Regions from separate parts of the Homo sapiens genome. Here region 1 is linked to region 2. A link is a contact called in ENCODE POLR2A ChIA-PET data. All regions are on one chromosome and are shown on one strand. The core of a region is the stretch at or near the end of the contact, and the rest is flanking DNA. Distances in the headings are between cores, read along the strand shown.

Region 1 (4,526 bases), core at 1,680-4,179, 1.1 Mb after region 2:
AGAACTCCCACTGCAATGTCGAATAGAGATGATAAGAGTGGGCCTCTTTATCTTATTCCTGATCTTGAAGGAAAGTTTCAGTCTTTCACTATTGAGTATGAAATTGGTTTTGTAGATGGCCTTTACCAGGTTGAGAAAGATCCCTTCTATTTCTAGTGTGTTGAATGTTTTTATCACAAAGAGCTGTTAGATTTTTGCCAAATTCTTTTTCCACATCTATTGAGATGATCATGTGGTTTTATTTTTTATGCTATTTATATAATGTTTTGCATTGATTTTTGTTTTTTATTATTATTCATTTATTTATTTATTTTGAGATGGAGTTTCACTCTGTCCCCCAGGCTGAAGTGCAGTGGCGTGATCTTGGCTCACTGCAACCTCTGCCTCCCAGGTTCAAGCGATTCTTGTGCCTCAGCTTCTGGAGTAGCTGAGATTACAGGCGTGTGCCACGACGCCCAGCTAATTTTTTGTATTTTTAGTAGAGATGGGGTTTCACCATGTTGGCCAGGCTGGTCTTGAACTCCTGACCTCAAGCAATCCACCCACTTTGGCCTCCCCAAAGTGCTAGGATTACAGGTGTGAGCCACTGTGCCCAGCCTAATTTTCGGATATTAAATCAATCTTGAGATAAGTCCTACTTGATTATGGTGTATAATTTTTTTAATATGTTGCTGCATTTGGTTTGCTAGTATTTTGTTTAGGATTTTTGCATCAGTATTCAAAAGAAATAGGCCGGGCATAGTGGCTTATTCCTGTAATACTAGCACTTTGGGAGGCCGAGGCGAGTGGATCACCTGAGGTCAGGAGTTTGAGGCCAATCTGGCCAACATGGCGAAACCCTGTCTCTACTAAAAATACAAAAATTAGCCGGGCATGGTGGCACATGCCTATACTCCCAGCTACTCAGGAGTCTGAAGCAGGAGAATCATTTGAACCCGGGAGGCGGAGGTTGCAGTGAGCTGAGATCCATGCCATTGCACTCCAGCCTGGGTGACAGAGTGAGACTCTGTCTCAAAAAAAAATATATATATATATTTTATTTATGTATATAAATTTATATATTATATATACTTATATATAATATATATATACTTATATAATTATATATTATATATTATATAAATTATATATATTATATATTATATACTTTATATTATATATTATATTATATATTATATATTATATATTATATAGATATTATATAAATATATAATATATAAATTTATATCTATCTATCTACCTTTTTCCTTTTCTTGTGCCCTTTTTCCTTTTCTTATGCCCTTTGTCTTGTTTTGGTATCAGGATAATACTATAGATCTATAGAATTAGTTGGGGCATGTTCATTCGTAGTTCTTGTATCTTTGTGAGGTTGCCCAGGATACTTAACTATGATATGGATATTCATTAATTTAACCATTCTTCCTATTGTAAGACATAGGTTATTGCTAATTATTTGCTAGCACAACTGCTTTATACACCATATTTTCACTGTAGTATTTAAATTTTAAATATTTTATAGGTACTGCCAAGTTTTGGAGAATTTTTAAATTTAAATATTGTCAGCTAATTTGCAATAATCTTATTCTCACTGCTAACATATACTATATTTTTCCTCTCCTGTGGTACTATACAAAGAGCTCTACATAGATAAACTTTCATCCTATGGGGTAGGACTATTATTTTCCCCCATTCTATAGGTGAGAAAACTGAAGCACAGAGGTTACATAGCTTGCCCAAAGCCACACAGCTAGTAGGTGGTAAAACTTTGTTTCAAACTTTGTTCAGCCATGATTTAAACTGGGAGAAGTGGTGGGTAGCCTCCAAGATAGTCAAAATTCTAGTGAAAACTGAAATAAAACCTATGGCCCCGGTTCAGTATTTCTTTTTGTCATCAGTGGATGTTTTTGTGTTTTATTTGATGTTACTGATGAATATATTTTGCAGGCTATTGCTTTGAAGAAACAGGGCTGCCAGGTTGTATACTAAGGAAGACGTCTGGGGGTCCCATGCTTGGTTTGAATGGTGTCTTTCTTCCCTGCTTATCTCCTTAGAACCACACCCAGCACTCATCCCATATCAAATGTAAACCTCAGTTTGGTTCAGTCAGAATTTATTGAGTTCTTACTATTGGCCCAACCTGACTGCAGGAGTTCTTAAGCCGGGCCCATGAATAGAATTCAGAGCATCTATAAATGTAGATGGTAAAATAATTCCATCTTTATATTTACTGGCATCCAACTAACCCCTGAGGGACTAACCTTGAGCATATCTTCCAATGATGAATGATGAATGTAGGTAACAACCCTGACATAGGATGAGCAGGGCCTGTAGCTTTGGCACCAGTGAAATCACAGATCCATTCCCTCCACCTGATAGTCAGGGCAGATCCCTTATCCTTCACCCTCACCACTACCTTAAAATCATGGTGGTTATTAGCCTTAATTTTATTATTTCATTTTATATATATATACATATATATATACATATATATATATATATATATATATATTTTTTTTTTTTATTGAGATGGGGCCTCACTATGTTGCCCAGGCTGGTCTCAAACTCCTGGGCTGAAGCAATCTGCCTGCCTCAGCCTTTCAAAGTGCTGGGATTACAGGCAAGAGCCACTTGCCCAGGCCATTATTTCGTGGTTTAATAACAAAGCACATTTAATGTGTCGCACATTTATTTCATTGTTTAGTAACTGTGTTTTAATACAGCTGCTTTTGTAATTTTATACATTTTATTTCATTCATTAAAAATAAATTATTCTAAGAAGGGACCAATACACTTCCCCAGACTGCCAAAGGCTCCGGGTAGCAGAAAACAGGAATTGAGAACCAGACCAAGGTTAGGCTAGTTTTGAATGAAGAGAAAAAGGGAACCTGCCACTGCCTCCATCCCCGCTTCTCATGATAGAGCATTCATCCACTTGTAGTTGTTTGAAAACGGACTTGCAACACTCTCGTTGCTCAATCACTGCGCAGCATAATCTCAGCTCTTTGTGATGATTCAGAAGCCATTTCAGGATGTTGCCAGGTGCTGAGGGTCATCATTGGCAGCATAATTTACCACAGTCCCTTAGAGCAGTGGGGGAAGAAGCAAGCATTTGGAAATGTCCTATTTATAGAGTACCCTTTGTACAGTGTAGGGGACTTTGTTCAGAGTTCCCGCCCTGCTCCCTTGTCTCTGCCTTCTCAGCTAGTGATGATGTCCTTCTGGTGCTTAGCCCACCACCTACCCTGTGGTTTCAGCATGCCATGTATACTTGGCTGTAAATGCTGATTTTGGAATATATAATATTGCTTCTTGGTGATTCAATGCTACTTCTTGCTTAAGTTTATTTATTTATTTATTTTTATTTTTTAATTTTTGAGACAGAGTCTCGCTCTATCACCCAGGCTGGAGTGCAGTGGTGTGATCTCAGCTCACTGCAACCTCCACCTCCTGGGTTTAAGCGGTTCTTACACCTCAGCCTCCCGGGTAACTGGGATTACAGGTGTGTGCCACCATGCCTGGCTAATTTTTGTATTTGTAGTAGAGACAGGGTTTCACCATGTTGCCCAGGCTGGCTTCTTGCTTAAGTTTAAATTAGAAATTGCCACTGGCCTTGGACCAAAGGCAACATGCTTTATTAGGTCCACAGATGTTGATGAGTTGGTAAATGTTTAACAACAAGCTTAAAAAGAAAGAAAGAAAGAAAGAAAGCTCTGATTCATAGCATTTGCCTATTTCTGTGGTGTAAATATTCCCACAATGGCTGGTTTCAAGCCATAAAAGTGAAGTTCCCGAAGGCAGAAGGCAGAATAGAGAAGAGATGTGCACAGTCAGCTCTCAGGCGCCTTTCCCAGCCAGCTCCACCTCACTGCTGTGGACCTCAGAGTGCTTGAGAAAACCTGAATTCACTGTCAACTTTTTAACATCAGATTTCCCAGTCGAAATATAGATTTCTGATTTCTCTTGGGAAAATGGAAAATCTGGCAATGTCAGGCCCACATTCCTCTGTGCCAGCCATTCACTGAAGATGAGCTACAGATGATCCCTTTGGGGAGTGATATGGTTTGGCTCTTACCCCACCCAAATCTCATCTTGAATTGTAACTCCCACAATTCCCACGTGTCATGGGAGGAACCTGATGGGAGGTTATTGAATTATGGGGTTGAGTCTTTCCTGTGCTATTCTCATGATAGAGAATGAGTCTCATGAGATCTGATGGTTTCAGAAACAGGAGTTTCCCTGCATGAGCTCTCTTTGCTTGCCACCATCCATGTAAGACTTGACTTCTCCTCCTTGTCTTCTGCCATGATTGTAAGGCCCCCCAGCCATGTGGAACGTAAGTCCATTAAACCTTTTTTTCTTCCCAGTCTCGGATATGTCTTTATCAGCAGCATGAAAACAGACTAATAGAGTAAATTGATACCAGTAGAGTGGGGCATTGCTGAAAAGATACTTGAAAATGTGGAAACAACCTTGGAACTGGGTAACAGGCAGAGACTGGAACAGTTTGGAGGGCTCAGAAAAAGACA
Region 2 (4,629 bases), core at 1,842-4,341:
GACTCCTGGTCTCTGTTGGTGTTACTGATCAAAACAGAAATTGTAGGTGGATAACAGTGTTGGTGGGGAAAAAAAAATTGAGTTCTGTTTGGAGCCCGTTGTGTTTGGGGTGTCTGGGGGTCACGTATGTGGAGATGTCCACTGAGCAGCTGGTGATCCTGGACTTTAGGAGGAAAGTCATCTAGTGGTCTGGTGGCAAACCTGTTCCCTGAAGGAAAACCCCCTTGACTTATAGCATTTGCCAACTTCTATTGTGTAAATATGGCTACCATAGCTAATTTCAGCTGACCAGTGGTTTAAAAACCAGCTTGCAGATTTCCTAAATATTTAATAATCAACTCTTGTGAAAACAAGCTGGCACGAGCCAGCTCCAGACACCACTAGAAGTTGAGAATAGAGATACACATTTTGGAGCCAATGATGGCAGGCAAAACCCTGCAAGTGTTTAAAATATGCATGGCATAAAAGGAGAAGAGAATCAAAGGCCCAATTCCTTAGCATTCAGCATCTCCCTCCACCTTCTTCCTGGGGCACAGAACCTCCACATTAGGGGAGTGAGAAAAATTTCACTGGGTTCTATACCCAGTATGCAGAGTTCTAGAATCAAGAGCCCATAAAACTTGGGCTCATAGGGGAATAAAATGTTACTCCAGGAGAAACAAAGTTCTTAAAAACCATCAAACATATGACAATAGCCACCAGCAGAAGGTCCCCCACCTCAAGGCACCATCTATGCAGGAGGTCTGGAAACAACTGGTCCAAGTGAGGTGGCCTCTGGGAACATTCTTAAGACCTACATGTCATTGGAGCAGGCTGCCACTCAACAGCTATGTGGCAGCTGGGAAGGCTGATGGAAGGAGGCTTTGATGGAAAGCCGGGGTCTTCTCAAGGTCTGAAACAAAGTACAATGAGGAAAGGCCTTTTGTTCATCTGCCCAGCACTGGCTGGTCAGCATCCATGTCTTCCTATGCAATGGACGTGGTGGCTTTGAGCTATAAAATCAGCCTTAAAAATCAGCCAACTCCCTTTGCATGGATTTGCACTTTCACCAAGCTCCCATGCAGACTTGCAGCATTTCCTACAGTGCAAAGGATGCTGTAGGACTTGCATACTCCAGGCTATATGTAGGCAGACACATTTCTTACCATTGTCACTCCGATTTGTCAACTGGTCATCTTGTGGGATAGGTAGAATCAGTTCCTCTTGAGTCGAATGCACTCTGGATTAACTATCACTTCCATCATTATGATTTATACTACAACTAAGCATTTATGTATCACAGGTAGTCCCAGGCACCACGCTAAGCACGTGGCATATACTATCTCAACTTACCTTTATGGCAACCTGACCAGATAGAAATTGGTATCCCCACTTACAGATTAGAAAAGTGAGGCTCAAAGAGTTTCAGTGTCTTGGATTCTCTGAAAATGCAACCCTGAGGATAAGACCATGAGCTATGAGACTCCACCAAGGCCAACCTGAAGATTTGCCAGGGCAGCCAGTGCAGCTAAAGTTCCTGCTCCTTAACATCACTATTAAAAAGCAGCAGGTACCATTGCTCTAGGCCTGTGTCCTCTGTTGCCTCCCTCAGGGAGAACACACATATGAGAAAAAAGAGGGAGAAGTGGTGGAGAAATAGTGATGAGATTCTGACAAACAAAATGTATTCTTAACAAGAAGGGCTGCTCTGTGTTGAAGCAGAACCCTGTAGGTATCTCTAATTATGCATAGCATAGACTGTCTCCTTCAGAGAGCTCTGTTTCCCAGACTGTCCAGGACTTGTTATTGCATTAGGCATCTCAAGGGCATGATGGCCATCTGGAGGGCATCTGGCTTTCTTCAGAGTTAAGGTCTACTGACATCTGGCAGGAGGGTAATAGAAATAATCAAGATATCCAAGCCTCCATGGCGGTAAGAGGCAGGCCTGGTCCTAGGAAGAGTTGGGTGTATCAATAATGATAGCAACAGGGATGGTCATAGCAACAGCAGGAAGAGGGAAAAAAAGAGAAGATATAATTTGTGAAGCACACACCAAGGTCTGCAGTCTGTGCTGGGGACTCTGTGGACATTCATGAGCTGACAGCTCGTCCAGAAAATCACGGGCACCTAGGATGTCCCAAATAGGGCCAGGAAAAATACTGAATTCAGTGGTTCTTTTCCTCCATGAGTTGTGATCTCCTTCAACTAATGATCATAGGAATTTTCCTCCTGGGCTGGCAGAGTGCCAAGACAGAGGGCTGCAGACATCTGGGGAGAATGCCGAGGGGTCATCTGGAGGGCACTGCAGCCGATGAGTCAGGGCGAGGCAAGCGGGTGGCTTGGCGTCCTAACCATGTTAGCACCTTGGCCCAGTTCACATCTGGACTGCATGGTGGGCCAGAGTTGAAAGGCCTGATTTAATTTCAGCCAAGATGGTCCCCTCTGCCTCCTCCTCACAGGACAGCAGACTCAAGCAAAGCAGCAGTCGCTCCTCTGTCCCATCCTAGGAGCCAGTCGTTGTTCTCAAGGACAACCCAGCATTGGCCCAGGCACACTCTTTCATGCAGGGACACACACTTGGCTCCCAACTTTGTGGAGCTTCCTGACTGCTGGTCAACAGCGACCGCTGCTTCCGGGAGTCCATTCCATTTGCCATGGTGATTTCAGTGGCTCTCCCTTCATATAACCCCATCTGCTGTGCTGGCAAACATGCCTACTTAGTCACTTAGGTAGTTTTGTGGGAAGAAGAGGTTTCCTAACTAGACGGGAAGTTCCTTGATCCTTCAGTATCTGACCTCCTTTACCTCCTTCATGGAGCCTCAAGGTCAGAACCTTCAACCCTCCTGAGAGTCCTTCTGTATTAGTCTTTTCATGCTGCTGATAAAGACATACCAGAGACTGGGTAATCAATAAAGGAAAAGAGGAGGCCTCACAATCATGGCAGAAGGCAAAAGGCACGTCTTACATGGTGGCAGACAAAGAAAGAATGAGAGCCAAGCAAAAGGGGAAACCCCTTATAAAACCATCAGATCTCATGAGACTTATTCACTACCATGAGAACAGTATGGGGGAAACCACCCTCATGATTCAGTTCTCTCCCACTGGGTCCCTCCTATAACACATGGGAATTATGGGTAGAGACACAGCCAAACCATATCATCCTCTTTCATATTTGTGGGAAAGAGTTTGTCTTGTGTCCACCCCCAAACTGAGTCCATGTCTCAACTACTTTTCTTCAACACTTGCGACTCACTTTGGGCTCACTTGGCTGGAGCCTGCTTCTATGCCTTCCCAAGGACACACAAACTTGAGGTCAAATGAGCAGCTAATTTGCTAATCATTTGGGGAGCAGCAGAGGGGTTTACACTGTAGCAGACATAGCAGGTATCTTAAAAATGGAATATTAGAACCCCGTCCTGAAAGCTCTCTGGTTCCCACTCCCAGGAGTCCCTCTCCTTTCTTGGTAGGTCTCTTGTCTCACTCACTGCACATCTCTCCCCCAACCCACTCTTCCTGAGAGCTGTCCCTGAAATCCTCCAATTTCATTTTTATTATGAAGAGGAATTTTTGTTCTCCTGATGCTATGGCTTTGGGGTTATGTGTTGAGGATTGTCTTTTCAGAGCCAAATGGCTCACCAAGAATTTTACTGAATGAGAGCCCTTCTGTTCCAGAAGAAAACCATGCCACTCCTTTAAGGAAGTGGTTAAGGAAGTGGCTGCAGGCAATTGCGGTTGGGATTTTTCCCTACTAAATCACTCCCTTTCCAGGTAGGTAGCAAAATGGGTTCATCCACTAGAATCTTTCTGCTATCATTCTCCCTCCAATCTCTCTGACTGGGTAATTAGGGTAGAGGTACTTGTGTATTTGTCCATCCTAGGCAGGCCTTTCTATAACAAACAACTCCTTGTATCTCGGTTACTTAATATAAGAAGTTTATTTCTGGGCCAGGTGTGGTGACTCATGCCTGTAATTGCAGCACTTTGGGAGGCCCAGGCGGGCAGATCTCTTGAGGCCAGGAGTTCAAGACCAGCCTGGCCATTATGGCAAAACCCCATCTCTACTAAAAACACAAAAATTAGCTGGGCAAGGTGGCACCCGCCTGTGGTCCCAGCTACTCCAGAAGTTGAGGCATGAAAGTTGCTCGAACCTGGGAAGTGGAGGTTGCAGCGAGCTGAGATTGCGCCACTGCACTCCAGACTGGGTGACAGAGCAAGACCCTGTCTCAAAAAAAAAAAAAAAGAAGTTTATTTCTCACTAACATGTAGCTCTAACGTGGATTGGGTAGGGGATCCTCTACTTCATACAGTCATAAGGGACCCAGGTCCCTTCCATCTTGTGGCTCCATCCACCTCTAGCATCTCAGAGTCTTCTCTATTCAGCAGGCAGATGGGGAAAGGGAGCAAAGACTGCTTGTGGAAGGTTTATATAGGACACACCTGAAAGTGGCAGTCGTCGTTTTGGCTCACATACCATTGGCCAGAATTCAGTTACATGGCCACACTTAACTCCAAGGACAATGGAAAATATAGTTCAGCTGTCTGGAAGAAGCACAGGGCATGAGTGCTGATGAGCTGTAGCAGTCTCTACCACATTCTTTTAAGGGTAGCTTCCCTTTACTTCAAGGTGTAGCTTCTTTTAGTGGTTCATCC

Evidence for each region. ChIA-PET counts read pairs that join two places held with the same protein, here RNA polymerase II (POLR2A).
Region 1: POLR2A ChIA-PET joins it to region 2 with 10 read pairs in A673. The contact joins two enhancer-like sites. POLR2A ChIA-PET finds 5 or more read pairs at or near these places in 2 of 52 experiments (A673 and HEK293).

Annotation. Positions count from the first base shown.
Region 1 is chr14:90,084,647-90,089,172 of GRCh38, forward strand. All of the region lies in intron 1 of KCNK13 (potassium two pore domain channel subfamily K member 13), which reads left to right. Among named protein-coding and RNA genes, the nearest start is that of KCNK13, 25 kb to the left of the region's middle. Within about 2 kb of position 2,930, at least 2 of the 41 ENCODE cell types and tissues checked have a DNase peak (open chromatin) inside an H3K27ac peak, as active enhancers do.
Region 2 is chr14:88,984,005-88,988,633 of GRCh38, forward strand. No RefSeq gene overlaps it. Among named protein-coding and RNA genes, the nearest start is that of TRA-AGC15-1, 7.2 kb to the left of the region's middle. Within about 2 kb of position 3,092, at least 3 of the 41 ENCODE cell types and tissues checked have a DNase peak (open chromatin) inside an H3K27ac peak, as active enhancers do.